4 separate regions of the Homo sapiens genome follow, and regions 1, 2 and 3 are each linked to region 4. Evidence: chromatin loops called from intact Hi-C (ENCODE). Cell type or tissue: HCT116. All regions are shown on one strand. Each heading gives the region's core, and the rest is flanking DNA. Links, peaks and the distances in the headings are about the cores only. Region 1 overlaps ELAPOR1 (endosome-lysosome associated apoptosis and autophagy regulator 1). Region 2 overlaps TMEM167B (transmembrane protein 167B). Region 3 overlaps AKNAD1 (AKNA domain containing 1). Region 4 overlaps CELSR2 (cadherin EGF LAG seven-pass G-type receptor 2).

Region 1 (7,020 bases), core at 37-2,536, 63 kb after region 4:
GGAGAACAATAAAAATCTTTTTCTTTTAGGCGGGGTGTGGTGGCTCATGCCTGTAATCCCAGCACTTGGGAGGCCAAGGCAGGTGGATCACCTGAGGTTAGGAGTTCGAGACCAGCCTGACCAACATGGTGAGACCCTGTCTCTACCGAAAATACAAAAATTAGCCAGGCATGGTGGCAGGCGCCTATAATCGCAACTACCTGGGAGGCTGAGGAAGGAGAATCGCTTGAACCCGGGAACAGAGGTTGCAGTAAGCCAAGATCATGCCACTGCACTCCAGCCTGGGCAACAAGAGCGAAACTCTGTCTCAAAAAAAAAAAAATTTTTTTCTTTTAAAAAAATGTTTTTGGCCAGGCACAGTGGCTCACACCTGTGATCCCAGCACTTTGGGAGGCCAAAGCAGGCAGATCACCTGAGGTCAGGAGTTCAAGACCAGCCTGGCCAACATGGTGAAACCCTGTCTCTACTAAAAATACAAAAAAAAAAAATTAGCCAGGTGTGATGGCAAGCACCTGTAATCCCAGCATCTAGGGAGGCTAAGGCAGGAGAACCACTTGAACCTGGGAGGTGGAGGTTGCAGTGAGCTGAGATCATGCCACTGCACTCCAGCCTGGGAGACAGAGCAACACTCCGTCTCAATAAATAAATAAATAAATACATGTTTTTTAGAGACAGGGTCTCGCTCTGTTGCCCAGGCTGGAGTGCAATGGCACAATCATAGTTCAGTGCAGCCTCCAACTCCTGGGCTCAAGTGATCCTCCCACCTCAGCCTCCCAAGTAGCTGAGACTACTGGCATGCTCCACAACACCCAGCTGATTGTTTTTTATTTTGTAGAGATGGGGTCTTCCTATGTTGTCTAGGCTGATCTTGAACTCCCAGCCTCAAGAGATCCTCCAGCCTGGGCCTCCCAAAGTGCTGGGATTACAGGCATGAGCCAAAAATCTTAAAAATCCCCTGCTTTGCACCTTTGCTGAATTCTAGCAGTCCCAGATAGACTCAAGAGTCCCAGGGTGAACTGTTCTCCCATTCATTTAAAAAAAAAGAAATCGCAGTCTAAGGAGGCCAAGGGAGTCTCCCTAGCAGGTCAGCACAAAGGAAACAAGACTTAGCAATCTAAACACCCAAGCACGGTCCTTTCTTCACCACCTCCCAATACCCTCCTCCCTCTTTCCGCCCTCCCCACCCACTCCTATTGGGATGAACTGGTTCAGAGCAGTAGTCAGGTATGGGCACTGGCAGAGTTGTGCTGCAGAGGACTATAGCCCTGGAGGACCTGCTTGTATGCTGTCTGCTGGCCCCACACCCAGTGACAGTATTGTCTGTATTGCATTTATAAGCTTCATACTCACCCACCCACACAAAGCCAGCCCTCCCAGCTCAGAATTGCTCAGTGGGGAACAGCTGAGACTGAACTATGATTCAGCTCCCAAAGGACTGGACCCAGACACCTGGAAGACAGCACCCCCCACTGGTCAAAGGAGAGCCTGACTTCTATCAGAAGTTGATCCCAGAGATCACCTTTTCCCTTTTCAGTGAAAATAAAAAAAGGAGTAGGGGATGATTCTTACAACATAGATGGTTCAGTACTCCTTCTGGAAGTGAAAAGGCCCAAACAGTTCACTAACTGGAGTGCATGTTGAGAGAGAAGGAGCCTGATCAAGAGCAGCCTTGGGCCCCGGGGGAAAGAGTATTGGTGTAGAAACACAGAAGGAGAAGGCAGGATTTTCAGAGTGGGGAAATGGAATTGTATCGGGCGTGGGGAGCAGGGTGCCCATCCCTGAACGGTACAGGACCATTCAGTGTCTGAGGAGCAGTGTCTCCTCCAGCCCTCCAGGCTGACCTCAGTGCACTGGCCAGGACCCCTACCTTGGAGGTAAATGATTTGATCTTCCCAAAGAGTGACTTCTTGCTGGTAAAGATGAGGTCGTCCTCTACATCCTCGCCTTCCATGATGGCGCAGCTGTCAGCTGCTGGCAGGTCACAGTCCTTGAGAGTAGCATTCATCACCAGCTTGGAGTACTTGTACTCTAGTCTATAAAACAGGAGGATGGGAAAGACAAGATCCCAAAATGTGGGAATAAGGGGGAAAGAGGTAGAGAGGTTAGGCTATGAACAGGTCCTATTCCCATGCCATGGGTAAGGAGACTGAAGCATGGTAAAATGGTGTCAGGGCTGGGGTAATAGAAGGAATCTTAGTTCCCAGTTCAGTGATCTTTGTTCCTTAAGGCTGTCTGTTTCTATGATCTCAAAATTTAATGGAAATATCAAAATCATAATGTCATTCTCTGTACTGTTAATAATAGCAAACTGAGGATACTCTTTGCTTTTGAGAATTTAACATCCATTTATAGACTGCCACGTGGTACCATCCCTGTTCAGGAGTCAGGATAACCAAACCATGCACTGGATAAGTCACAGAGTCTGTAGCCAACTCCAGAGAAAAACCCCATTAATTTATACTTTCAGATATTCTCCCTGATCAATAATCCAACCCTGTCCATCCCCACACTCCAATACCGCAACATGTACTTTTGATTCTTTTTCCAAAAGTAGCAGGTCAAGACGGTGAGCAGGATGGCAGTACAGGTGCCTGCAGAGATGCCCACTTTCAGCCAGAAATCTATGGTTTTGCAGATGGTGACTCTCTGCTCAGGCAGAGAAATGCCACCAGAGCATAGCTTGGGTTCTCGCCACACGTAAGTAGTCTTCTGTTGGGGAGAAAAACAAGGAACTCAGATCTCCCATTCCCTTCTCTCATGGAAGTGCCCGATCAGAGGGAAACCCACCTGGATCCCAGCCACACAGCTGCTGACGATAGCATGGTAGTCAGCCACTGAGCAGAGCGGGCAAGCAGCCGCGCTCTCCCACAGGAAGTGGAAGTTGCAGCCATCACAGGTCCCATCCGAGCACGTTCTAGCAAAGCAGAAAAGAGACCTGAGCTCTCACTCGCTGGAGGGGTGGGGAAGATCTGGTTGGAAGCCTGTTGTCTCATAGCTTGCCTGATTTACCCTCTCCCTGCCCAAACCATTAGCCCTACCAGGATCCTTCCAACTAGTCCTTAACACAGGTTTTGATCTCTGATTTCACTGATAAGAGGCCTTCCTGGCCTCCAGTGGGCTCCCCACCCTCTGCCCGTTTATGTTTTTGCTGACATCTTATGAGAGCTATTGTAAGGTGTCTGAGCTCCAGCATGGCTGTCTCATCAACCCCTTTGAGGTTCCTGTCCTCCCCACAGACTTGTGACATTTTGCAATAGCCACTTTGATGCAGCTTCCTCGGGGTGGGATTGGAGTTGAGGTGGGGTTCAGGAATGAACTTCCGGTATGGATACCTGTTATGTACTTTACTGTGATGTTTACAATGGCAAGAACAGGGATTTGACACTCAGACACCACTACTGGGTCAAGACGCCCTGCTTTGCTCCCCATCTCCCCAGTCAGTTTAGGCGCAGCATATCCAAAACGTCTTCCTCAAGACGCTAGTGCCCGTCAAGATGTTAGCTGCTGTTATGCGGGGAGGGGAGGGGGTGTCCTGTGGTCATATTCATTTAGAAATTTTTGATTTAGTTCACTCAGCTATTAACCTCAGAACTGGGTATTTTCGTTGCAGAGAGATTCCTAGGATCCCTAAACCTTTACTAATCCTCATAATAGCCAGAGATCATGAAACGTCCTAAAGTCTCCTTGTCTCATTTAATCCTCAAAACAACCCGCTGAGGGAATTTAGCATTATGCCCATTTTTACAGATATGGAAAAAAGAGGCCTAAAGAAGGTAAGAAATGCATCCATGATAACATAGCTGGTTAGTGGAGGAGATGATTCAACCTGGCTCTCAGCCGAGCTGTTGGTTACCATGCTACGCAGCTGCTGCCTTAATGGACCAGGAATATGAGAATAGCTTTCACTCTTCCTTCTACCCCATTCTTGCCATATGAAGACTGAGGGTCTGGGGCCATGACTGTGCCCCTAAGCACCCATTAATGGATCTCAAACTCTTTTCTTTTTTGCTCTTTTTCAGTAATCTCTGGATCTCAGGATGGAATGACTTCAAGGGAGATTTTGGCCTTTGTTACATCCCTTTGCAGGGCTTACCCTGGCAGCAGCAAACTTCCAGGGACAGTTTTCTGTGGACTGCACCTGACGCGGATGGTGGTTGATCTCCCAGAACTGCAGGACTGGGTCACATCATTGGACCTGCAGAGAAAGCCAGCCCCCATGAGGGAATGAGTCACTCAGCTGTGTTATTGGACAGCCACCAAGAGAAATCCGCATGGAGCAATTCCCTTGCTGGGGAAGTCAGGACTTGGGCTTTAGCCTGGCACACAGGGAGTGCACAGGCCTTGGTTTATACGTGGAAAGGGTGGGGATCAACAATATGTAGTCAAGGGGGAAATGCCCTGGTTTAGGAAAGTCATGGCTAGCATACACTGGAGCCTGCTTAGGCTGGAAGGGAAGTCCACTGCAGATCATCCAATATTTCTCCTTGCCTCTAGGGCAGATCTGCTCCAGTAATATCCAGGAAGCTGGGATCAGGAACTCCCAGCCCTTAGCTATCATGACTGGGCAGATCTGCTAGACCTCAGACATGTTCTGGCTTGATAAGCAGTAGGTGGCTAGAGAGGGAGGGATGCAGCAGAAATTATGGAGGAGTCCTAGGTTTCACTTGCATTAGCCTAGCCTCTCATCTTCACCTATAAAAGAAGATCACGTCCGGTATTCCCAAGGACTCCAGGTGGAAAAGTTCAGCTGGGGAGGTGATTCCATCCAGAGTCATATCTGTTGTCACCCCTGCCAAATTAGAGCTCCTAATTAGTTCTCACTAGTAGCATTAGCTGGCAACCACTTCAATTCTTCCAATACCTGTCAACATCCAACCTCACTTCATCTCATCACATCCCTGAGTGGCTTATGAAAGGGTGAAACAAGGGTTTGTCAGAGTCCCTGGGAGCACTTTGCACACAGAGTGGAATAGAAAACACAGGTCAAGAGGTTGGGCCCCTCATGTGGGGCCTTTTACCTCCCAGACTGGTAACCTCACACTCTCTTACACATACACACACACACACACACACACACACTCTCAAACAAGGCTGAGGCAGCGGAGTTACTCACCAATAAGTCGATCAGCAAGGCTGACAGGCTGTGAGGAAACCCCGGCCTTGTAGCCTGTCACCTCTGGGGGGATGATGACTGCCTGGCAGACGTAGGCTGTGATAGATTTGGAGAACCCTGACTCACCCTCAGGAATCCGGAGGTCAGTGACATTGTCGGTGCACACAGACATTTTCCTACCCTGGTTGGGGAGTGGGGAGGAAGAAGTAGGAAGAAGTGAGTGGTCACAGAGGAATTCCCAGAAGGGAATAGGGAAGGCTTTTTTACATCTAAATTTTCAGCGTTTCAATGGTATGTTGTAGGGGAATGATTCATCCCAGGTCTAATGACGAGACAGATTTGATTTTTTTGTTTTGTTTTGTCTTTTTGAGACAGAGTCTTGATCTATTGCCCGGGCTGGAGTGCAATGGTGCAATCATAGCTCACTAAAGCCTTGAACTCCTGGGCTCAAGTGATCCTCCTGCCTCAGCCTCCTAAGTAGCTGGAACCGCAGGTTAATTTTTTTTTTTTTTTTTCGTAAAGATAGGGCCTCTCTGTGTTGTTCAGGCTGGTCTTGAACTCCTGGGCTCAAGCAATCTTCCTGCCTCAGTCTCCCAGAGTGTTGGGATTACAGGGGTGAGCCACTGTGCCCAGTCAACATTTTCAATGTTATAAATTTTATTATAAATGGTGCTGGCTGGGTGCAGTGACTCACACCTGTAATCCCAGCACTTCGGAAGGCCGAGGCAGGTGGATCATGAGGTCAAGAGATTGAGACCATCCTGGCCAACGTGGTGAAACCCCGTCTTTACTAAAAACACAAAAATTAGCTGGACGTGCTGGCGCATGCCTGTAGTCCCAGCTACTCGGGAGGCTGAGGCAGGAGAATCGCTTCAACCTGGGAGGCGGAGGTTGCAGTGAGCAGAGATCGTGCCACTGCACTCTAGCCTGGCAAAAGAGTGAGACTCCACCTCAAAAAAAAAAAAAGTGCTAAATCTGGTGTCTCAGCCTTTTTTTTTTTTTCTAGATTGTAGGAAGTAGATGAGCTTGAAAACTGAAGAAAACCTTTACATTACAATAAAATAGAGTTCTTTTGTCTTTGAACTAAGGATCTATCGTGTGGCAGTACATCATAAGCATTTCTAAACAGGAAAGGAGTAGATAAAAAAATACACCATTTCCCCAAATTCCCCACCTTCATTGCTCTCCATAATTCACTGAATGACACTTTTGCTACATGAAGCCTGCTTTAATCAGTCTTATTTCCTAAGTGATCATGACCTGTTACTTCTGAGGCTTCATTTTAACTTCTTCGAAGACTTCTGAAAACAAGATAGAGACACCTATCTCTAATCTTTCATAGATTAGTTTATTTCTTGACATGTTCTCTTTATAAACACCCATCGACTTCTTTGCATGCTGCAGAAGATGGGTCAGAGCTCTATGATGTAAAGGCCTTACCACCAACAGAGTCAAAGACTAGATGCTCAAGATGCTCTTTATATTGTCACTTTTTTTTTTAGATGGAGTCTTGCTGTGTTGTCCAGGCTGGAGTGCAGTGGCATGATCTTGGCTCACTGCAATCTCCGCCCCCTGGGTTCAAGTAATTCTCCTGCCTCAGCCTCCCGAGTAGCTGGGATTACAGATGTGTGCCACCATGCCGGGCTAATTTTTGTATTTTTAGTAGAAACAGGGTTTCACCATGTTGACCAGGCTGGTCTCGAACTCCAGACCTCAGGTGATCTGCCTGCCTTGGCCTCCAAATTGCTGGGATTACAGGCGTGAGCCACCATGCCCAGCCTCTTTTGTAACATTTGAAATGAACTTTCCAACTGCTAATTGTGGCTTGTTGCAATTTAATCAAGTGCAGTGGTGGGATTAACCTTTGCATTTCTGCCTTTGAATTTTGGATCTGAAATATTTGCAGC
Region 2 (7,463 bases), core at 2,217-4,716, 160 kb after region 4:
GAGATCCGCCGGATGTCCGGGGCCCAGATCAAAACTGCCAACCCAGTGGAAGGGTCTTGATAGGCAGGGTACCATCAGGGGCTCTGCTGCTAGTGTCAGTCTGGGCCAGTATTTAATCAATGCCAGGCTTTCCTCTGAGAAGGGTACGGAGCGCAGCTAGAATAGTGTAGGTTCCCTCAATAACCCCTTTGTGCTGTTTTCCCATGATCCAACTGTGTAGTTTCTGGTGAGTGATTCCAGCTTTTAAATAATTTGTAAGTGTTCAGTTTCTACACAACATCATCTGCTAAGAATTTTAAAATCACATTCTCTGTTCAGCTGTTAATGCTGGGAACCATTTTTAATTTTATAAGCTTTTCCCTGTTTTTAGTTTTGTTTTGGGCTTTTTGGGTCATGAATTTTATTTGTCGATAAAATATTTAAGAGTGAAATGTTAATAAGTTTCACTTTAGTTCTGTAATATCAAGAATTTAAGAATTGGCTGGGCGCGGTGGCTCATGCCTGTAATCCCAGCACTTTGGGAGGCTGAGACCAGGAGATCACAAGGTCAGGAGTTTGCGACCAGCCAGTTCGATACCAGCCTGGCCAACATGGTGAAACCTTGTCTCTACTAAAAATACAAAAATTAGCTGGGTGTGGTGGCACACGCCTGTAATCCTAGCTACTCGGGAGGCTGAGGCAGGAGAATCGCTTGAACCCGGGAGGTGGAGGTTGCAGTGAGCCGAGACGGAGCCACTGCACTCCAGCCTGGGCGACAGAGTGAGACTGCATCCAAGGGAAAAAAAAAAAAAATTAAGAATTAAAACAAGCCAGGCACAGTGGTTCATGCCTGCAATCCCAACACTTTCGGAGGCTGAGGTAGGTGGATCACCTGATGTCAGGAGTTCCATACCAGTCTAGCCAACATGGTGAAACCCCATCTCTACTAAAAATACCAAAAAATTAGCCGGGTGTGGTGGTGGGCGCCTGTAACTCCAGCTACTTGGGAAGCTGAGGCAGGAGACTCCCTTTAACCCCAGAGGGGGAGGTTGCAGTGAGCTGAGATGGGGCCACTGCACTCCAGACTGGTCAACAGGAGCGAAACTCTGTCTAAAAAAAAAAAAAAGTAAAATAAAAAAAGGAAAAATAATAGAATATCGTGCAATAAATTCCCATTTCTAATTAAGTTTGACAACATAATTGCTGAGCAATTCAGATATGAAAGGGCTTCTTTCAGGCACTCAGGTGGAGGGTCCTTAAGCCAAACTGTTAAGAGTCCCCTTCCAGCCAGGCGCGGTGGCTCACGCCACCCAGCACTTTGGAATTACAATCCCAGCACTTTAGAAGGCTGAAGTGGGTGGATCATCTGAGGTCAGGGGTTCAAGACCAGCCTGGGCAACATGGTGAAACCCCGTTTCTACTAAAAATACAAAATTAGCTGGGCGTGGTGGTGCGTGCCTGTAGTCCCAGCTATTTGGGAGGCTGAGACAGAAGAATTGCTTGAACCCGGGAGGTGGAGGTTGCAGTGAGCCAAGATCGCGCCACTGCACTCCAGCCTGGGCAACAGAGTGAGGCTCCGTCTCTAAATAAATAAATAAATAGAGTCCCCTTCCACCCAGACTTTCCGACCTATTCACATATCTGCTGCCAAGTGGCTATATGAAGTTTCAGATCTCATTATTTAGAGTGGCTTAAGGTGGCAGAGGCATGACTACCTGGATAATCACATTATGGAGGTTGAGATACTAAACATCAAAAAAAGGCATTTGCTTTTAAAAACATGGATTCCTAGACCTCCCTGATAATTCTAATTCAGTATATTCCAGGAGTGTCCCTGGAACATTTCATGTTCTCTTAATGGACATATACATGTATAAGGACATACTAGACAGTGTGTGTATAACCCTTAGCGGCAGATGCTGTACCATGCCGTTAGCCCTGGGGATACAAGTGTTGGTAGCATACAAAAAATGTCAAGCCGGCCGGGCGCCGTAGCTCACGCCTGTAATCCCAGCACTTTGGGAGGCCGAGGTGGGTGGATCACCAGGTCAGGAGATCGAGACCATCCTGGCTAACATGGTGAAACCCCGTCTCTACTAAAAAATACAAAAATTTAGCCGGGCGTGGTGGTGGGCGCCTGTAGTCCCAGCCACTCGGGAGGCTGAGGCAGAATGGCGTGAACCCGGGAGGCGGAGCTTGCAGTGAGCCGAGATCGTGCCACTGCACTCCAGCCTGGGCGACAGAGCAAGACTCCGTCTCAAAAAAAAAAAAAAAAAAAAAGTCAAGCCAAGCCTAAAGAAAAACAAGGAGAGGACTGGCGTTATGGCGTGCACTGATAGTCCCAGCTACTGGGCAGGCTGAGGTAGGAGAATCTCTTGAGCCTGGGAGGTCGAGACTGCAGTGAACTATGATTGCGCCACTGCACTCCAGCCTGAGAAACAGAGTGAGACCGTTTCAAAAAAAAAAAAGAAAGAAAGAAAAACTAAAAAAGGGGCCGGGCGCGGTGGCTCATGCCTGTAATCCCAGCACTTTGGGAAGCCGAGGCGGGCGGATCACTTGAGGCTGGAGTTCGAGACCAGCCTGGCAAAACATGGTGAAACCCCGTCTCTACCAAAAGATACAAAAATTAGCCGAGCGTGGTGACGCGCGCCTGTAGTTCCACCTATTCGGGAGACAGAGATGTGAGGATCGCTTGAGCCAAGGAGGTCGAAGTTGCAGTGAGCCGATATTGCGGTTCTGCACTCCAGTCTGGGCGACAGAGCAAGACCCTGTCTCAAAAAAAAAAAAAAAGGAACAAAAGAAAAAAGAAAAACAAGGAGAAATGGGAAAGTGGGAGGAAAGTATATCAGCGGCCAAAAAGGCCTCCGCGACCTTCCAGCTCCAGGGGGAGGGGCAGCGGCTCATTTACCCTTGGCCACCGCGCTCAGCATCCCCGCCCGCCGCCGCCGTTCACGTGCTCGCCCCTACGCCACCGGCAGCCCGCAGCCCGGTGGCCGTGCCCAGATCAGAATCGCCTCGATAATCAGTGGCCGGGGACAAGCCCGGCCTCGTCTATCTGATCAATTCATCACTTCTGAGCGCCGGGCCCCGCAGGGCCAGCTCCGGGACCTCGGGGACCACAGCGTGGCCGCCGCCTAAGGGGCCTCGCTGCACAGCGCCCCGAGGGGGCTTCGCAGGAGGAGAGCTTTTCATTTCGGGTCGGCCCGGCGGGGCTGGGGTCACGATCCGATCAAATAAGATCAAAGTGTAAGCGGGAGGAGGGGCGCAGGGGTGGGCGCACGCACTCGCCTAACACGCTCCAAGCGCGCACACTCACACACTCACGCGTCCACTCACACTCACCCTGCACGCGCCTCACACGCGACGCCACAGCTCCGCACACAACACCCAGGACCCAGGCCGCTCTCCCTCCCTAAAACAGCGGAAGTCCGCTCCCCCCGCGACTTTTAAGCTCTCCGCCCCCTCCCGCGCCTTGGAGGATTCTGGGAGAAACCACCGAGCACAGGCGGACGAGTCCTGAGGAAGGGGGTGTTCCTCAGAGTGCGCGCGTTGCTGCCCTCGCGTGGCTCGGAGGGGAACATAGGTCCCAGGAAAAGGCAGTACTAATTTCCACCTTACAGAATCGTGGTTTTTTTTTTTTGGAGACCCGTTCTTGCTGTGTCGCCCAGGCTGGAGTGCAGTAGCGCGAACACGGCTCATTGCTCCTAGATCAAGTGATCCTCCCACCTCAGCCTCCTGAGTAGCTGGGACCACAGGCGATGGCCACGGCACTTAGCCTTTTGACCTTTGTATAACTACATAGTTATATACATATCTTTAGTTTTTCTGTGATCGTGACTTTAATTTGTCTTCAATTTCTTTCTTTCTTTTTGAAATGGAGACTCGCTCTGTCGCCCAGGCTGCAGTGCAATGGCACGGTCTCGGCTCACTGCAACCTCTGCCTCCCGGGTTCAAGTAATTCTCCTGCCTCAGCCTCCGGAGTAGCTGGGATTACAGGGGTCCGCCACTATGCCTGGCTAATTTATGTATTTTTAGTAGAGATAGGGTTTCATCATGTTGGCCACGCTGATCTCGAACTGCTGACCTCGTGATCCGCCCGCCTTGGCCTCCCACAGTGCTGGGATCACAGGCGTGAGCCACTGCGCCCGGCCCAATTTCTTTCTTTTTTTTATAGACGGAGTCCAGCTCTGTCACCCAGGCTGGAGTGCAGTGGTGCGATCTCGGTTCACTGCAACCTCCACCTCCTGTGTTCGAGCGATTCTTCTGCCTCAGCCTCCCAAGTAGCTGGGATTACAGACGCCCGCCACCACGCCCGGCTAATTTTTGTATTTTTAGTAGACTTGGGGTTTCACCGTGTTGGCCAGGCTGGTCCTGAACTCTTGACCTCAGGTGATCCGCCCGCCTCAGACTCCCAAAGTGCTGGGATTACAGGTGTGAGCCACCGCGCCCGGCCTTAAATTTTTTTGAGACGGAGTTTCGTTCTTGTTGCCTGGGCTGGAGTGCCATGGCGTGATCTCGGTTCACCGAAACCTCCGCCTCCCGGGTTCAAGCAATTCTCCTGCCTCAGCCTCCCAAGTAGCTGGGATTACAGGCATGTGCCACCACGCCCTGCTAATTTTGTATTTTTAGTAGAGTTAGAGTTTCTCCATGTTGGTCAGGCTGGTCTCGAACCCCCGACCTCAGGTGATCTGCCTGCCTCGGCCTCCCAAAGTGCTGGGATTACAGGCATGAGCCACCGCGCCCAGCCCTTTTTAAATATGATTCAACTTCAGGATATTCATAGGTGAGTGACTTCTTTTCCAAGAAGACATCAATCTCTGGTCATTACCATGGGGAGCATCAGCTTCCCCAGTAGCCCCTTCTCCCTAGGGAGAAGGCAAACATCATTTTACCAAAGGGAAAGGTAAGGAATAGAGTACGTATGTATGTATGTATGTATGTATGTACTTATTTGAGACAGGGTCTTGCTCTGTCTCCTATGCTGGAGTGCAGTGGTACAATCATGACTCACTGCAGCCTCAACCTTCTGGGCTCAATTGATCCTCCCACCTAAGCCTCCCAAGTTGCTGGGACCACAGGTAACACCTGGCTACTTTTTTTCTTTTTTTTTTTTGAGGAGTCTCGCTCTGTGACCCAGGCTGGAGTGCAGTGGTGCCATCTGGACTCACTGCAACCTCCGCTTCCCAGGTTCAAGCGATTCTCCTGTCTCAGCCTCCTGAGTAGCTGGGATTACAGGTGCGTGCCACCATGCCCAGCTAATTTTTTGTATTTTTAGTAGAGACGAGGTTTCACCGTGTTAGCCAGGATGGTCTTGATCTCCTGACCTTGTGGTCCATCAGCCTCAGCCTCCCAAGTGCTGGGATTACAGGCATGAGCCACCGCATCAGGCCCACACCTGGCTACTTTTTAAAACACATTTTTGTAGACAGAGGTCTCACTACGTTGCCCAGTCTGGTCTTAAACTCCTGGGCTCAAGCGATCCTCTTGCCTTGGTTTCCCAAAGTGCTGGGATTATAGACTTAAGCCACTGCACACAGCCAAGAATACTGTATTTAAATCCAAATATTAGGAAGTCAGGATATCTATGAAATGGGTACAGATAGGAAGGCATATTCCTGTCCCCACTTAGAGAGCCCTAAGTCTGCCCACAACTTAATGCTGTGGCACCCAAATTTTTGAGCCTTCATTTATGGTCATATCTATTAAAACATACGTTGACTTCCAAGTTCCAGAATGAGTAGAGTGTAAAATAGCAGTGGTTATATAAGCAGAATTAGCTCCTCTCACATTAGAAAGCATAATTTTAATGGCTCAATTCCTTCTTTTTCCTTTTTCAATGAAATGGGTGTTGGGGGGTAGAAATCAGAAGAATTTTGGAGAGTAGTACAAAATGATTTAAGTTCTAATTTGTACTTGTGCCAGTCTCACCAGGCACTTGAAATAAACAAATAAGGGGGAAAGTACCCATTGTATGTGCCAGAATCCCGCTGGCTCAAGGATTTTTTTTATTTTTTATTTTTTTTTTGAGACGGAGTCTCGCTCTGTCACCTAGCCTGGAGTGCAGTGACACATTCTTTTTTCGTATTTTTAGTAGAGACAGAGTTTCACCATGTTGGGCAGACTGGTCTCGAACACCTAACGTCAAGTGATCCACCCGCTTCAGCCTCCCAAAGTCTGGCTCAAGGATTTTCTAGGTGTCTGGCTGGTTAACTTGTTAACTTCATTTGAATGAAGATGTTTATGACTGTTTAGAGCAGATGATACTTGTATTTTAATAGCAATAGCAGATGGAATGTATTGGGGGTGCTATCTACCTTATTTCATTCATATACCTCAATACTTATTCATTCACATATATATGAATATCTTATTCGTATATATATGAAAACTTACTACATGCATTTATATTTAGTTATATATATCTCAGCATATCATATATACATATATATATCTAGTTATAGATATCTCTAGATATATCTGTCTCAGCTGCCCTAAAGGAGAAAACTAGGCCATCATAGATTCTTAACTATATAATACATTCAATGCTCTCACAATGGGATAACAGGAATGATGGTATTTACTAATGTGAACTAAAAAGGTAGGCTATGAACTGAACCCAGGGGAGGACTGAACAAACTTCAATAAATTCAGCATGTGACAAATAAATTGACAAAGACTGTAGGGAAAAAAAGGTTTATTTTCAAGGATTTGTGCAGACAATGGTGAATAAAAAATTGTATTTCAACTATAAAAAGGAGCTGACTTCATTCCACCCTGGCCTACAGGGTTTATGGTGATGCCAGTTTGAATCTGAGGCAATACTGCTATCCCCATTCCTCCACCTGTAAAAGATTCCCCCAGAGGAATAACATTCTATAACTTTTAGTCAAAAATATGTAAGACACATCAAACAAAGTAATGAGTTAAACAAGTTTCTGCTTATCTGCTTAGGGAAAGTCAAGAAATGAAACAAATGTATATTTGTTTCTGGCTGTAAATTACCTTTACCTTGTGCACTTTTTGGTACATTCTGGTATGAAAACCTCTCAAAATGTAACAACACAAGAGTTTGGGTCAAGACGACCCACCCAGGAGGCTGTAAAAACTGGTTTGAACTAGAACTGTGGAATGGAACTAGTTTAAAATATGAAGCAGCTCTAAACACCAAGCTTAGAGACATTTGCCCTATTAGAAAACAAAAATCATTAAAGCTACAAAATAACAAGTGCAAACATGCTGAACCTGTTTCCAGGGAGTGACATTCCCTTCTGCCAACAGGTCCCAAACTCACACCCACAAGGTGTAACTCTCTTTCCTGTTCCACTAGATTTCCTTTCTCTCATCTCAAAGGTCCTCAGAAATGACAATGGAAAACGTATGAATTGTTGAAATTTACCCTGTGGACCAATTCCTGAAGAGATAACAGCCACAACTCTGAGATGATTAGACATGCAGTGTTTACTTGATGACTTTCTGTATTTCTA
Region 3 (7,463 bases), core at 1,857-4,356, 440 kb after region 4:
GGCAATATGGGTCATCACACAAACATGTTCGCAACCTTTGGCCCAGACATTTCCTCAGGAAGTAATCCAAGATGTGGAAAAAGCTATGTGTACAATGATGCTTCTGCCATTGTTTATAATGATGGGAAAAGTACATTTATTTTTTACTTACATAAAGGGTAAGACCTTAGTCAAAAATACACAGTGGGTGGTAACAGCCCTCACAGGTCAGTGGAGTAATTGTTTTGTGTTAAAGAGGGACATATAACCAATCATTTAGGCCCCCAGACAGTCCCTAAACCCTGTTTTAATTCATAGTTGAATATATTTATTTAGAAAGGCTTTTAGAGCTCTACTAGCCAGCGGTCAGATTAATAGATCTAAAAATTATGTTCCTAAATCTGTTCATTATCTGGCGAAGCTTGGAGTAATTTGAAACTAAGGGAAAGATAAAAAGGGGAGAGTATTCTGTCATCTGTACACCAGATTTTAAAATCTGTTTAGAGGAGGAAGGAAGCAAGCCAGGGTGGAAACTTCCATTCTTCAGCCCAGGCCATTAGAGGCGCAGCCCCGACTGAGTGACACATCAGAACTAAGGATGGGCTCTTTCTTCTTTCCCTCCTGTCCCCCTGCGCCTCCCTTTCCCCAACTGGAGGAGAGGTTTGGCGAGTCTCTCTGCCTGAGGTGGCAAGTTCAGCCGGACCTCAGCTGCTTGCTGGGCTGTGCGTGTGCAGCCGCGGCGTGAGTCACATCCTCTATCACATCTCCATCTGTGTGCTTTGTGGCGCAGGAGGATCCCAACGGCACTCCAAGAAGGCAGGATTGTGCAGAGATGACGGCACCCAGTCCGAGCTGTGCCTTCTGTCGCAGGCTCCTTGAATGGTGAGGGCTTCTTGTGGCTACATTCCCAGGGTGGATTGGAGTCAGTCCTGGCATAGTAACTCCAGTGAGAGTGGGCGGCAACTAACTGAGGCCACTGGCTGAGTTATAGAGTCACAGATCTCAGGCCTGGGCACAGAGCCCAGCCTCCCTCGCACCCTACAGATCCTCTAGCAGTGGTCCTCAACTGGGGAGACCATCAAAATCACCATGGGAGATTTTACAATCATGCACATGCCTCCATCCCACCTACTGTCTCAGCATCGCCAGCGGTGGGGCTCTGGTAGGAATATTGCTTTTAAATCTCCCCAGGTGATTCCGATAAGCCCCCTTGGTTAAGAATCATGGTTACAGCCCACGGAGGGTGGTCCTGTAGGCTTTTGATCATTGCCCACATGGGGGATTCTTATCCTGTATAACAAACAGCTCCCACCATCCCTACTCTCTCCTTATGATGAGCAAAAGTCTTCTCTGTTGGGTTTCACCTGAGCCCCCCAGTCCCAGGAACAAGCCTCATCCCTCTTCTCAGGGCTGATTTCTTCCCATTCCTAAGGACGAAATCTTCCAGAGCTAACAAGCTGTAAATCATGTAAAATCCTCAGGAGAAATCCTTTGTTTTTGAAACACCCATTGGTGCAACTATTAATCTGTGTCGATTCAGTATCATTTATTTGAAGCTTCTTTCAGGTAGCGAGAGATGTTACCTCTAAGCTCACTGTGGACTCCGGCCAAAGCTCGGCTCATTGACCTTTGGAAGGTCAAGAGTCAGGGAGGCAGCAGGTGTTTAGCAACCACTGTTATATGTACGTAATGGATTCTAATAGAAGCAGATGACAGGGTCTGAAAGACTGAGGCTTCCTGTTAGAAAGCATTCCATTGTGGGAATGGGCACCTGCCTTAAGAGTTCTAATGAGTGTCCACCCCTGAAAAAAGAAACTGCATGAAGCTCGTGCTAAAAATGGTCATGTGTCATTGTGTGTGGGTCATTAAACCACCATGTCAGTCATCAGCTTTGAGCTGCCCTTTAATCCAAGGGGCACTCATGAAGCTTACTCACTGAGTCATCCCAGGCCTACTATTTTTATTTATTGAATTAAAGTCTAATTTTGGATTTTTAAAGGTTTTACTAAGTATAATGAAAGTATTTTGACATTAAAGAACCATTTTTATTAAGCACTCAAGGTACTAAATTTCTCTCTTCTAAATTCCTAGTCTAGACCCTACAGAAGTACATTAAGTACCAAGACAGGGACCAATGTTCCAGACTAAATAATACTTTTTTATGATAGACAAGCTGGAAAGACAAGCACAACCAAGTGTAAAATCAAATCTCACAGTGAATCCACTGCTGGGGAGTGATGAGAAGATACACATGACTTATGAATTAAAATCTTGTAACTTACATAATCCCTGAGGAATTATTGATTGAAGGGAGGACTATATATTCTTTCTGTTAGAAGATTAAATCTCTCTCTGATGGGACTTGTCCTTTATGAAGCTTGCTGAGGTACATACTGTTTTCAGGATATTTGTAAATTGTTTATATATAAGTGGATAAATTACATATGTATAAAATGTAAAATATGCTTATCCCTTTATGTTATTTCTGATGCAAAACTTTGGATTTAAGTGTGTACTTTAGCTGCTTTGTCTTGTTGAAAAACTGTCTTCTCCAGAGGAATTATGTTTGGCCAGAAGATTTGAGTACACAAAGGAGTTTAAAAGCAGAAAAAGTCCTGTGTTGGACTGCATGCACTTGAGTGAGATCCAAGTTTCCCACTTTGGAGAGCAGATGTTCAAATGCCCCAGAGGAGAAGGGTGGAGACAGAAAATGAGGTGTGAGAAAATATGTGACTCAAGAGGACAGCATGTTTTTCCAAGAGGAGGGAAAGAGCCTGGCTTCTCAGCCCCAGCCCCACAAACCCGCAGCCCCATCCCTTCTCCGCCAACAGCAGGCCAGGGCACAGCGCGGCGAGCATGTGTTTGCCCAGCAATGCCTTGGGCTCAAACCCTAGCCCTGGGCAATCTGCCTCATTTATGCCAGGATATCTCGGGCACAGTGCCTTCCATACTAAGAATGAACAACTTTCCCTGGGGGCTATGACTGTATCCCAGGAGCTTAGCAAGAGCTTTGTTCAGAACTGTTATTAATTCGAATTCCTTTGGAGGAGTTGGGATTTCTGAGGAGGAGGGAGGAAGCTGCAGGTGGGCCACAGGAAGGCTCCTGAACAATGTCCATTGCAGTTGCTTCTTTCTGACGCCACCTGGTGGCCATGTGCAACTAAAATCACCTTCACGTGCTCCCTCAGCCTTTAGTCCCACAGACACCCGGCAAAGCCCACTTTGCTGGAGTTGTTGGATGTAATCAGCTTGTACTTCCAGGACCAAAGCTACGTGACCCATTACTGACGTATAGCATAGTTTCTTCCCCTGGTAGGAACTGTTTGTTTGTTTGTTTGTTTGTTTGTTTGTTTTTGAGATGAGGTTTTGCCATGTTGCCCTGGCTGACCTTGAACTCCTAGTCTCAAGCCATCCACCCTCCTTGGCCTCCCAAAGTGCTGGGATTACAGGCATGAGCCACCATACCCAGCCTGGAATGGATTTTGATGCATGAGGAAAACTCCAAATTTTATAATTCCATACTTCAAATGTGTTTTGTGAATGTGTATGTGATGATTAGATATTAACCTCGGCAGAACAAAACATTTATTTTTCATGTCTTGTATACATTTTCTTTTTTTTTTTTTTGAGTAGGAGTCTCGCTCTGTCACCCAGGCTGGAGTGCAGTGGCGCGATCTCGGCTCACTGCAAGCTCCGCCTCCCGGGTTCCCGCCATTCTCCTGCCTCAGCCTCCCGAGTAGCTGGGACTACAGGCACCCACTACGGCGCCCAGCTAATTTTTTGTACTTTTAGTAGAGACAGGGTTTCACCGTGTTAGCCAGGATGGTCTCGATCTCCTGACCTCGTGATCCGCCCGCCTCAGCCTCCCAAAGTGCTGGGATTACAGGCGTGAGCCACCGCGCCTGGCCTGTCTTGTATACATTTTCTTATCAGGCCAAATTGTGCTGGGGTGCAATTTCTTGTAGAAAAGCTCTCAAACAGGCAGGCAGAGGAGAGCTCTGTGTAGAGGATGACAAGCCCCTCCTACACTGTTCCAGGCTCTAATATAACAAAATTTAACGTTTCAACTTTACCAAAACTTTCCCTATCTATTGGAAATGCACTAAAAGTTTACAGGATCTTATGCACCTTTTTTTAGGAAGCAAAACGTGGAGAAAAAGGGCCACGGAAGGATCAACTGTGGAAGATTTTCAATTGTCCTTCATGAAAAGGCACCACACTCAGATTCAACTCCCAGTAAGTTGATGGGCTTGGGCTGGGTGCTCATTTTTCAGTGTCCCTCCCCATGGGGTCTGCTCGCAGTAGGCACCAGCTTGCCATCTGCCACTCCAAGAGCATTTCCCTACACTAGGATGTTGCATGTTGTATTTATTTATTTGCAAAATGTAAAGAATTAATAGGCTGGGCATGGGGGCTCATGCCTGTAATTCCAGCACTTTGGGAGGCTGAGGCGGGTGGATCACTTGAGCTCAGGAGTTCAAGACCAGCCTGGCCAACATGGTGACATTCCATCTGTACAAAAAAAATACAAAAATTAGCCAGGTGTGGTGGCTCACGCCTGTAGTCCCAGCTACTTGGGAGACTAAGGTGGGAAGATTGCTTGAGTCCGGGAGGTTGAGGCTGCAGTGAGCCATGATCATGCCACCGTACTCCAGCCTGGGCGACAGAGTAGGACCCTGTTTCAAAAAAAAAAAAAAAGAAAAAGAAAAGAAAAGAAAAAAAGAATCACTTTCAATAAGATGTGGTTAAGTAGAGTAAAGCATGAACACCTGTTTCTAGCTGAAAATGAAGGACTCCATGGACTCAATCACAAGATGTCATTCAGTCTGTCCATCCTCATCCTTCCCACATGACCCATAACTGTACCTGGTAAGGTTACTGGCTACGTGAGAATTGCTGCTGCTTTGGATATATGCATTTCATAGAAGCAAAGAAAGTTGGAGCTGGGAGGTGCCCCAGTACACGCAATTCAATGGCTTTTAGTCATAAGATCCTTTTTTTCAAAGATAGTTTAAGGAGAGAAACATCTAGCAGAACTGCCCTGGGAGAAGAGGTGGGGCTGGAGGCCTCTGCTCAGGCAGCTTCTGAGCTTAAAAATCACCTCTGAGCCTAACCTACCTACCCAGCTTGTCTCCCCAGCTTATGCACCAGGAAGCTGCACTGGAGAGCTACCCAGGCTTTCTTACATCTGCACTGCCTGTGGCCCAGAGCCATGCCTCCAGCTCTGCCTTCTGTTATGTCACACTTGGTTCTGCACTGGCTTCTCTGTAGATGACACATTTCCAAATAATAATAGGGTTCATTGATTGAAGACGTATTATGCCAGATGGTATAACAAAGTAGGAGTTTTCCAGGTGTAATCGGAGGGTCCCTGGGGTTTCCTGAAACCCTTTCGGGGGGGCCACCAGGTCCTTCCTTTACCAGCCATATAGCTGTGCAACGCTAGTATTACAGGCAACTGATGGAGATGCAGTTATGGAATCCAGTTGCCTTTTATTAAGCCAGATATTCAAGATATTTGCCAAAACGTAAAATGATGCCACTCTTCTCACTAAATTTTTTAGAAATAGTTATTTTCATTAAAAACTGCTATTTTGTTAATATGACATGGATTTATTACTTTTTAAATGCCATAATAAATAAAATTATCTTTTAAACCTCTCAGTTTAAAATTCTAAAAAAAAAGCGCCTTGGAACTGCTCATTTAGTTTTGGGAAATCTAAATGATTTGCACAAGCAAAAAATGACTAGTAATCTATACATTAGTACTTCTCTACCAATCCATCTGCAGTGGACTGAATGTTGAATGCTAGCTGTTCTCCAATGAGGGGGGATTTTCACCTCAGGTATATAAAATGGTATATATTATCATTTTATGGTAGATTAAAACCACAGAAACAAAGGCTGTTTAGGGTCCTCAATTTTAAGAGTGTAAAAGGGTTCTGGAATCAAAAGTTTGAAAACTGTTGCCAGTGTATGTCACATAACTCTCACAACATCCCTGTAATGCAGGAATGATTATCTTTATTTTATAGATAAGGAACTAGAGGCTCAGAGAAATTAAGTGACTTGACAGGACCAAAGAGTGAGTGTGAGTGAGTGTATTAGCTATCTATAGCTGTGTAACAAAGTATCCCAGAACTTAAGGCTGAAAACAACAAACATTTATCATCTTAGAGTTTCTGTGGGTCAGGAATTTGGGAGCACTTTAGCTGGGTGGTTCAGGCTCAGGGTCTCTCATGAGGTTTGGTCAAGTTGTCAGCCAAGGATGCCGTCATCTGAGGGCTTGACTGGGGCTGGAAGATCTGCTTCCAAGATGGCTCACTCACATGAGCATTGGCAGGAGGTCTCAGTTCCCTGACATGTGGGCCTCTCCAATAGGCTGCTTGAGTGTCATTATGACATGGCAGCCAGCTTCCCCCAGAGCAAGTGATCCAAGAGAGAAATACCGAGATGGAAGCTTCAGTGTCTTTCATGGCCTAGGTTTGGAAGTTATATGCCATCACTACCGCTTTATTTTATTTGTTAGAAGTGAGTCACTAAACCCAGCCTATACTCAAGGAGAGAGGAATTAGGCTCTACATTTTAAAGAGTGTCAGTTGGGTGTGGTGGCTTATGTCTGTAATCCCAGCACTTTGGGAGGCTGAACCAGGATTGCTTGAGCCCAGGAGTTCAAGACCAGGCTGGACAACATAGGGACCCAATATTTAAACATAAAAACAAAACAAAACAAAAAAAACACAGAAGGTTGAGGCTTATGATTGAGCCACTGCATTTCAGCCTGGGAGCAACAGAATGAAACCTTGGCTCAAAAAAAATAAAAATAGCACGTTAAAGAATTTGTAAACATATTTTCAACCATCATAGCTAATAAGTAGCAGAGCCAGGCTTCAACCCTGGGCCTTCAAACTCATTCCATTTGCTAATATGAAATGGATTTGTTATTATACAATGAAGTTACTATATATTGTATAATATGTTAAAAGTCAAGATGTCAGCCAGGGATGACTTCACTTTAATGTTAAAAATGAGTCTAACCATGAGTTCAGTAAGGCAAGAAGCATTGGAAGAGGCTTTGTCACTGCAGCATCTGTCCTGCAGCGAGATGTTGCTTGGACATTCAGTCCTGACATGCTCACCCGCCTGGCCCCAGGCTTTCATACTCTGGCCTTACCTGGAGTGCTGTTCCGTCCACAGCCTGCCAGACAGGTTCTAGACCTGCACCAGATACACATGCTGTCTGCTACTAGCTTCTTTGAGGCTAAGAGAGCAAAGTCATGATTCAGGTTCCCTTATAGGCTTATGAATGTCACATAGAAGAAACCCATCTTTCCAGTTGTCTGGATGACAAAATACAAGCTCTTGGCCACAGCAGGGTCTGAGAGAAAGAATGTGGATGTATCAGGCCAACTATGGAAAAACAAATACAAATACAAGGTTGTCTGATAGTTCAGTGGGCCAAATTGCCGCAGATCCATTCATTC
Region 4 (6,098 bases), core at 683-3,182:
CTCCCCAGGCCTGCAACCAGCCCCTTCCTGGCTTTCCTGGGGTGCAGGTGCCTAGCACACTGTAAGGAGGGCTGCCCACCCATCCCAGGAGCCCCACCTTCACAGCCATTGGTGGTGACCTCAGCAAAAGGGTTGTCACAGCGGTCACACTGACGCCCGATGACACCTGGCTTGCATGGACACTGGCCATCCTCAGGGTCACAGACTCTGGACAAGGAGCCTGTGGGGTAGCAGTCACACAAGAGGCAGGTGGGGCTGCCTGGGGGCCGGTAGTGGTTCTCCTGAGAAAGGAGGGAAGAACGGTGTCACTGGCCAGGCTCTCTTCCCAGGATGCTCATGGGTCCTTCTCAGCTGTGGCCCCTGTGGAGAGGGTCCCGACCTCAGGTCCCCTCAGGAGCAGTATTCAAAATAATTAACACTAGCAATGCTTTGGAGTTGAGCCCATCAGCGAGATGTCACAGAATCAGAACAGGCTGCAAACCACCACCACACCAGGCCAGAGCTCATGGGTTACACATTGGCCCAGGGTCCCCCTGCGCCTCAGACACACGAAGGTAAGCAGCCAACTGCCCTGCCTGTGAGAGCAAAGGCACAAGGCCCTCAGCTCTACAGGAAGACCCATCCCTACAGCCTGCCCTCTAGGGCCCAGGAGATGTGGACAGAGGCCCAAGTGGCCACAGTGGAGGCTTGCTTGGGGCTGTCACCTTGCAGTGGCACTCGCCGCTTGTCTTGTTGCAGTCTGGGTCAAAGCCTTTGCTGACATCACAGTTGCATGGGCCACATGTGGGATGTCCCCACCAGCCACGGGGACAAGGCTGGTCAATCCTGCAGAGAGGGACCCAGGTAGGCATGAGCTCCCCCTGCCACTCCCACCTAACCTAGGTGAGCCCTATGTGGCCCTTCTGACCCTGGCTGTGGATCAGCCAGGCTTTCGGGGCTCTGAGGGACACACCAGAGAGAAGCAGCAGCCACTGGGACCTGCTGCCACATGCCCTGGTCTGCTTACCTGGTCTCACAGTATGGCCCAAGGTAATTTGGGGGACACTCGCAGGTATAGCCATGGGGGGCACTGGGCTTGCGGGTACACACAGACTGGTGCTCACACGGGTTCAGGTCACACACATTAGTACAGTTGTCACCATAGTAACCTGGGACCAGAAGGACCAGAGAGGCTCATTCCCCCACCCTCCCCTGGCACCATCTTCCATCAAACCCTTCATCTGTTTCTTTCCACATAGCATCCTATCAGCTGGCTATGGCTTTGTTGTGTAGGCAACTAAGACTCAGAGAGGTGGTGTGATGCCCCATGCCCCAGGTCACACAGCAGAGCCAGCATGTGGCCCCAGGCACCTGATAACCTGCCCGTTGCCCTGGATCCTTAGCATACCTGGATCACAGCTGCAGGAATAGCTGTCCCAGTCGTTGCTGCAATAGCTGTTAGCAGGACACGGGTTTGAGTCACAAGGGTCAGGCAGGCTACAGCCTTGCTCCACGTTGATGCTCTCCCCATGGCTGGGATCCAGGCTGTTAACCCCCTCCGGCGTATCGCTCACCCGCACACCCTGGGAGGGACAGGAGCAGTGTTGCCCTCAGTGGAGCGGGGCTGCAGGTGGTGGGGGAGGGGATGGGAGGGCAGGGCAGGACACTCACCTGCAAACAGCCCCGAAAGCCACGGGCCACACCGCCGGCTGGCCCAGGTATTCCGCCCACTGTTATGTTGCTCAGGTGCAGACCATGCAGCCGGGGGCCCAGGTTGCCCTCTGCTCTCTGCTGCCCATAATCGAAGGACAGAATGGCATGGCCGGGCCCCCCGCTGGCTCCCAGTGCCAGCTGTGCATGGTGCCAGTCACCGTCATTGGCCCGGCCTGGCTCCAGACGGAGAGAGGAGGCCTGAAGCCCTGTGCCCTCCACGCTCAGCATCACGTGGCCCTCTCGTAGCTGACACCAGGAGGAAAGAAAACAGGGTCAGCAGACGGCCTTAATCACTGTTCTCCAGCTCACAGTTCCCCTTTCTGGACCATCAAACCCATCCCGCTGCCCAGCTGAGGCCATAGAGAGGAAAGCGTATTTATTTCCCTCAGGCCCAACAGGTGGCAGCATTGACCTTCCCAACGGATCCAGCGGCCTCTATATGTCCCCACCCCTGCCCAGGACCTGCCCAGCCACTTCTGTCCAGCCGCCTAGAGGCTACCAGGGCCCTATGGCCAGGCCAGGGCCAGCCGCCCTTCCATGCATCACCTGTAGGGTGATGGTGCTGCGCCCCCTGGTGATGGCCTGCAGCAGGACACCGTCGGCCTGGCGCGTGCGGAACATGAGGCTGAGGTACCAGGGTTGGGAGATGGGCAGCGAGAGGCCATGCCAGGCCACCAGGCTGCTGCCCAGGAAGTGCTGTGGATTGGCCATTTCTGGGGAGGCAGGAAAAGGCAGACTGTGACGGGTGGAGCCTCAGAGGGCCCTGGGGCTGTGATGCTCAGCGGTGGCGGCTGCACGGGAGGCAGAGCCCACTCCCCTCATCAGCCCCGCCCTCCAAAGTGCGTACCTGCCCTGGGACCGCCCCACGCTGTGCCCAGGCCTGCCTCTGACTGGCCCCTTTGTCTCCTGTGTTGCCCTTTCAGGGCTCTGCCCAGACACGCTTTTCCACCCACAGCCCCGCTCAGCAGAGCCCTGCCCAGTGCCTGCCCCAACCCTGCCAGTTCCCAGACTGTTGATGGCACCCAGGCTGTGGCCTCTAACAGCCGCCCCTCCTACCCTGGGCGCAGCTCTTGCCCCCAAAGCCCAGGGGGCACTCGCAGCTGAACGCGTCCCACTGGTTCACGCAAGTGCCCCCATTGTGGCAAGTGTTGCTGTCACACACGTTCTTCTTGGCAGGGCAGCCTGGAATGGAGAGAAGGCAGCTCAGTGGACCTGAGCTGGGGCTCTAAAGAGAAAGCCTGTGGCAGCAGTTAGAGAGGCCTCTGAGACCCTCCATTCTGGCATCCTCACACCAGGCACAGCCCCTCCTCTCAGCACTGGGATCCCAGCCTGGCTCCACCCCGGGCCCCCATACCAGGCACGGTGCCATTGTTGGCAATGAAGTCAGCCATGTCTATGTGCCGGCTGTCCACCTGCAGGTTCCGCATGCAGCCCACGAACTGCCGCATTCGGACTGGGAAGCTCTCGGGCAGGTCAGGCACCCCGCCTAGTAGCAGGGGCCCCGTCAGATCCAGAGACCTGGGGGAGCAAAGATGGTGGCGGCACAAGGGAGGGCTGGGAGCTTCTGGTCCTCCGCTCGCTCTGCCGCCAGGCCAGAGACACGAACGGCGTAGGCAGGTGTCCAAGAGGCCCTGCAGAGCAGTGCTCAGGAAGGGCGTCACCCCTACCTGGAACTGTTCTTGTCGAACACTCAGCCCCCTCCCCAGACTGCCCCACAGGGCCTTGCTCTGATTCCCCAGTCTTGACCCCATCCCCAGGGCTGAGCAGGGGCTAAGAGAGGCAAAGGGAGAGAGACCCCAAAAGCCCACCCTCTCCACCTTCCCTCCCTGCCTGGCCCTGCCCTCACTTCACCCCATCCCTGGCCCTTTCCCCTGCTCACTTCTTGCTGCCACCCTGGGTGCCCTGGGCAGCACAGGAGTAGTTGCCCAGGACAGATCCGAAGCGCAAGGCCACTCCTGTGTCACAGCCATCCACGGTCACCACAGCCACCTTCTGCTCTGATGGGCCCTGTGGGAGCCCTGTCTGACCCAACAGTGGCTGTGGACAGGAAAGAGCAGAGAAGGGGGACACTGAGTACAGAGCCCACTAGGTTCATGGCCAGCACACACTGGGTGCCTCTGTGTGCACCCACATGCCCAGACACACGTACACACATGCATATACACACACGTGTGCTCACGTGGTTTATGCATGTAACTACCTTCCTCAGTGTCCAAGTTTGCGGCTGCCTAGTGGAACAGAGAGCATCGAGCAGTGCCCAGTGGGGTGGGAATGCCCAGCAAGGTGGCACCTTCCCAGCCGCTCCCTTCCTCTCAGCCAGAAATGCCCTGACCAGCCCACCCAAGCCTGGAGGCAATGCCACTCAGGGCTGGGTAAGCACCTGAGGCAAGAACAGAACCCCCAACCCTCTGTGCCCTCCACACCCACCTTATTGTAGTATTTCAGCTGCACCGTATGCCACTGGCCATCACTGACTCCTCCGGGCACGAATGGGGACACCGTGGTGGTTGACTCCCCTGGGGAAAGGACCAGGTGAGCTGGAATGCCTGACGAGGGCTAGGAATGGCAGGGTTTGGGGTGCCAGTGGCTGGGGCTGGGCCCAGATTTGGCTGATAGAGTATGTGGCTTGGGGTCAGGGGCTGGAAGACTTGGGGCCTTTGGAAGATGGGCAAGGATGGGGGGCAACTGTGATCACCTGCAGAGAAGGTGAGCTGGACCTGCTCCTGGATCACCTCGAGGGCCACAAAGTCATGCTTCTCATTGAAACGCCCATTGTACAACAGCAACCCGTCGCGCTCCTTTGTGGCAAACCTGAACAGGAGTTGGGGATGGGGGCAGGGAATGGGGTACCCACCTGGATGCCAGCACCCCCGCCACCTAACCAGCGCAGGGGAGGGAGATCTGCTGGCAGAACCACAGGCAACTCCAAGAGCAGACCTGGCTCTGCCGGCAGCCTGCTCCACGCTTTCACTGCCTGACCTCTTACTTCAACCACAGAACAGGAGGCACCTCAGATGCCCACCAGGCCCACTCCCCACCCCCAGTGCCCAGCCACTCACGAGAGGGCCAGGGTGAAGTGGAAACGCTGGCGCAGGCCGCGAAAGGTGATGAAGGAGTGGGCGGGGAAGCTGCGCGTGGTCACCTGGCAGTAGGGCTTCTCGAAGTCTCCAGATGGGCAATCGCACTTGAAACCGCCCACCAGCAGGTTGACACAGGTGCCCCCATTCTTGCAGACACCCGGGGTGCAACGGCCTGAGCGAGCACTCACCTCACAGTGCTCACCTGGACAAGAGGAAAGGCAGGTGAGTACCAAGTACCTGAGGACAGGAGGGGAACTGAGACCCCCCACAACCCAGTGATAGCTCCCATGGCCTCCCGTGACCCTCGTAATACTCCCCAAACCTCCCAGGCATCCCCACTTCCTCTCGTGTGCCATCTTCTCTGAGACCTATGGTCCCCAGCCCTTCATGGGCACCCTGTTTGGCTCACTGAGCCGCTCTCGCCACAGCTCCACGCACTGCTCCCCTGCAAGTTCCTCGGAGTCCCCAGCACCTTCCCTACCCCATTTGGGTTTCATAAGCACAGGCCTGCTGGGACACTTGGTTGTAAGGCCCGGATCCCGGGAGCCTTCGATGTCACACTACCAAGCACACCTGGGGGTGTCCTGGCCCCCAAGAGGGTAAATGTGCACAAGCAGATGGGCCTGCAGGACAGCGGGAGGGCTGGGAGCCTCCCTCCTCCCTCCTTCCCACTGGTGCTTTTGTCCCTCTCAGGCACTGAGATCAGTTTCCCTCCCTGGGGATGGGACCAGGCTTCCACTTAGATTTGTCTGGGTTATGGAAGAGTATGAGAGAGAAGCTGGGGAGCCCCCAGGAATGGGGCAGAGGACTCCCACCTTGAGCCCTGCGGTCCAGACTAAGGACCTCTGTGCACCTGGGACATGCTGAGAGTGGGAAACTGAGCCCTGAGAGCAGACAAGAATTCAACAGAGGAGCTGAAAACTCCAACATCAGATGGGAAAATCCACCCTTCTCTCCCTCCCCATTCCCAGATTCTAGAGATAGGTTCTCAGCTCCTGTGCCTAGTGACTGGCTCTTGTTTCCATGGAAACTGTTGTTCGCCTGCTCTAACCCCCCCCCTCCCAACCCCCCCCACCATCCTCCTGGACAAAGACTTCTCTCCCCTCCCCCAAGCCCGTCCCTCCCCTTCCCCCCACCCCTAGCAGCAGCAGAGAGAAGTCAAGTCTGGCAAGTTCTGGGCAGGAAGATGCAGCGGGGAAGGAGTGGGGCCTGCCTATGGCTGCTGGCAGAGCCAGTGGGCATGGCCCTGGAGGACAAGGAGCAGGGCCTGGGCATCTAGGAAGGAAAGGCCCACAGGGAAGGGGAGCAGGGGGTGTCCTGAGAAGA

What was found. Peaks named below come from ENCODE experiments on the same cell type or tissue, not always from the same donor. Only the 100,000 strongest peaks of a DNase experiment are listed, where the experiment ranks them.
Region 1: a loop joins it to region 4, with 5 times the contacts of the local background. A loop is called at or near these places in 23 of 110 quality-filtered maps.
Region 2: a loop joins it to region 4, with 8 times the contacts of the local background. A loop is called at or near these places in 16 of 110 quality-filtered maps.
Region 3: it touches region 4 in a loop (14-fold over the local background); 5 of 110 quality-filtered maps call a loop at or near these places.

The regions. Positions count from the first base shown.
Region 1 is chr1:109,195,748-109,202,767 of GRCh38, reverse strand. ELAPOR1 (endosome-lysosome associated apoptosis and autophagy regulator 1) reads right to left here. Exons shown (of 22, transcript NM_020775.5): 16 at 5,114-5,294; 17 at 4,693-4,789; 18 at 4,094-4,195; 19 at 2,788-2,914; 20 at 2,531-2,709; 21 at 1,868-2,033. Among named protein-coding and RNA genes, the nearest start is that of SARS1, 15 kb to the left of the region's middle. RefSeq lists an enhancer at 4,232-5,431. In HCT116, for the core only: a CTCF peak has its summit at 1,468 (motif pointing left); a DNase peak (open chromatin) is centred at 1,424.
Region 2 is chr1:109,096,128-109,103,590 of GRCh38, reverse strand. It overlaps TMEM167B (transmembrane protein 167B), which reads right to left. Exons shown (of 3, transcript NM_020141.4): 3 at 6,657-7,463. It also overlaps SCARNA2 and the pseudogene LOC100420092. Among named protein-coding and RNA genes, the nearest start is that of TMEM167B, 9.1 kb to the right of the region's middle. RefSeq lists enhancers at 1,598-2,356, 3,117-3,876, 3,877-4,636. In HCT116, for the core only: a CTCF peak has its summit at 3,535 (motif pointing left); a DNase peak (open chromatin) is centred at 3,480; H3K4me3 peaks cover 1,779 bases; H3K27ac peaks cover 1,507 bases.
Region 3 is chr1:108,823,957-108,831,419 of GRCh38, reverse strand. It overlaps AKNAD1 (AKNA domain containing 1), which reads left to right. Exons shown (of 16, transcript NM_152763.5): 10 at 770-861; 11 at 4,118-4,215. The region is part of intron 2 of LOC105378891 (a long non-coding RNA gene); the gene reads right to left. Among named protein-coding and RNA genes, the nearest start is that of AKNAD1, 29 kb to the left of the region's middle. In HCT116, for the core only: a CTCF peak has its summit at 3,124 (motif pointing left); a DNase peak (open chromatin) is centred at 3,129.
Region 4 is chr1:109,259,918-109,266,015 of GRCh38, reverse strand. It overlaps CELSR2 (cadherin EGF LAG seven-pass G-type receptor 2), which reads right to left. Exons shown (of 34, transcript NM_001408.3): 3 at 4,752-4,974; 4 at 4,388-4,503; 5 at 4,120-4,208; 6 at 3,572-3,729; 7 at 3,047-3,210; 8 at 2,749-2,874; 9 at 2,239-2,405; 10 at 1,651-1,938; 11 at 1,388-1,562; 12 at 1,007-1,148; 13 at 705-825; 14 at 98-281. Among named protein-coding and RNA genes, the nearest start is that of CELSR2, 13 kb to the right of the region's middle. RefSeq lists silencers at 686-872, 2,251-2,300 and enhancers at 1,291-2,273, 4,710-5,209, 5,723-6,098. In HCT116, for the core only: a CTCF peak has its summit at 2,223 (motif pointing left); a DNase peak (open chromatin) is centred at 2,185; H3K27ac peaks cover 881 bases.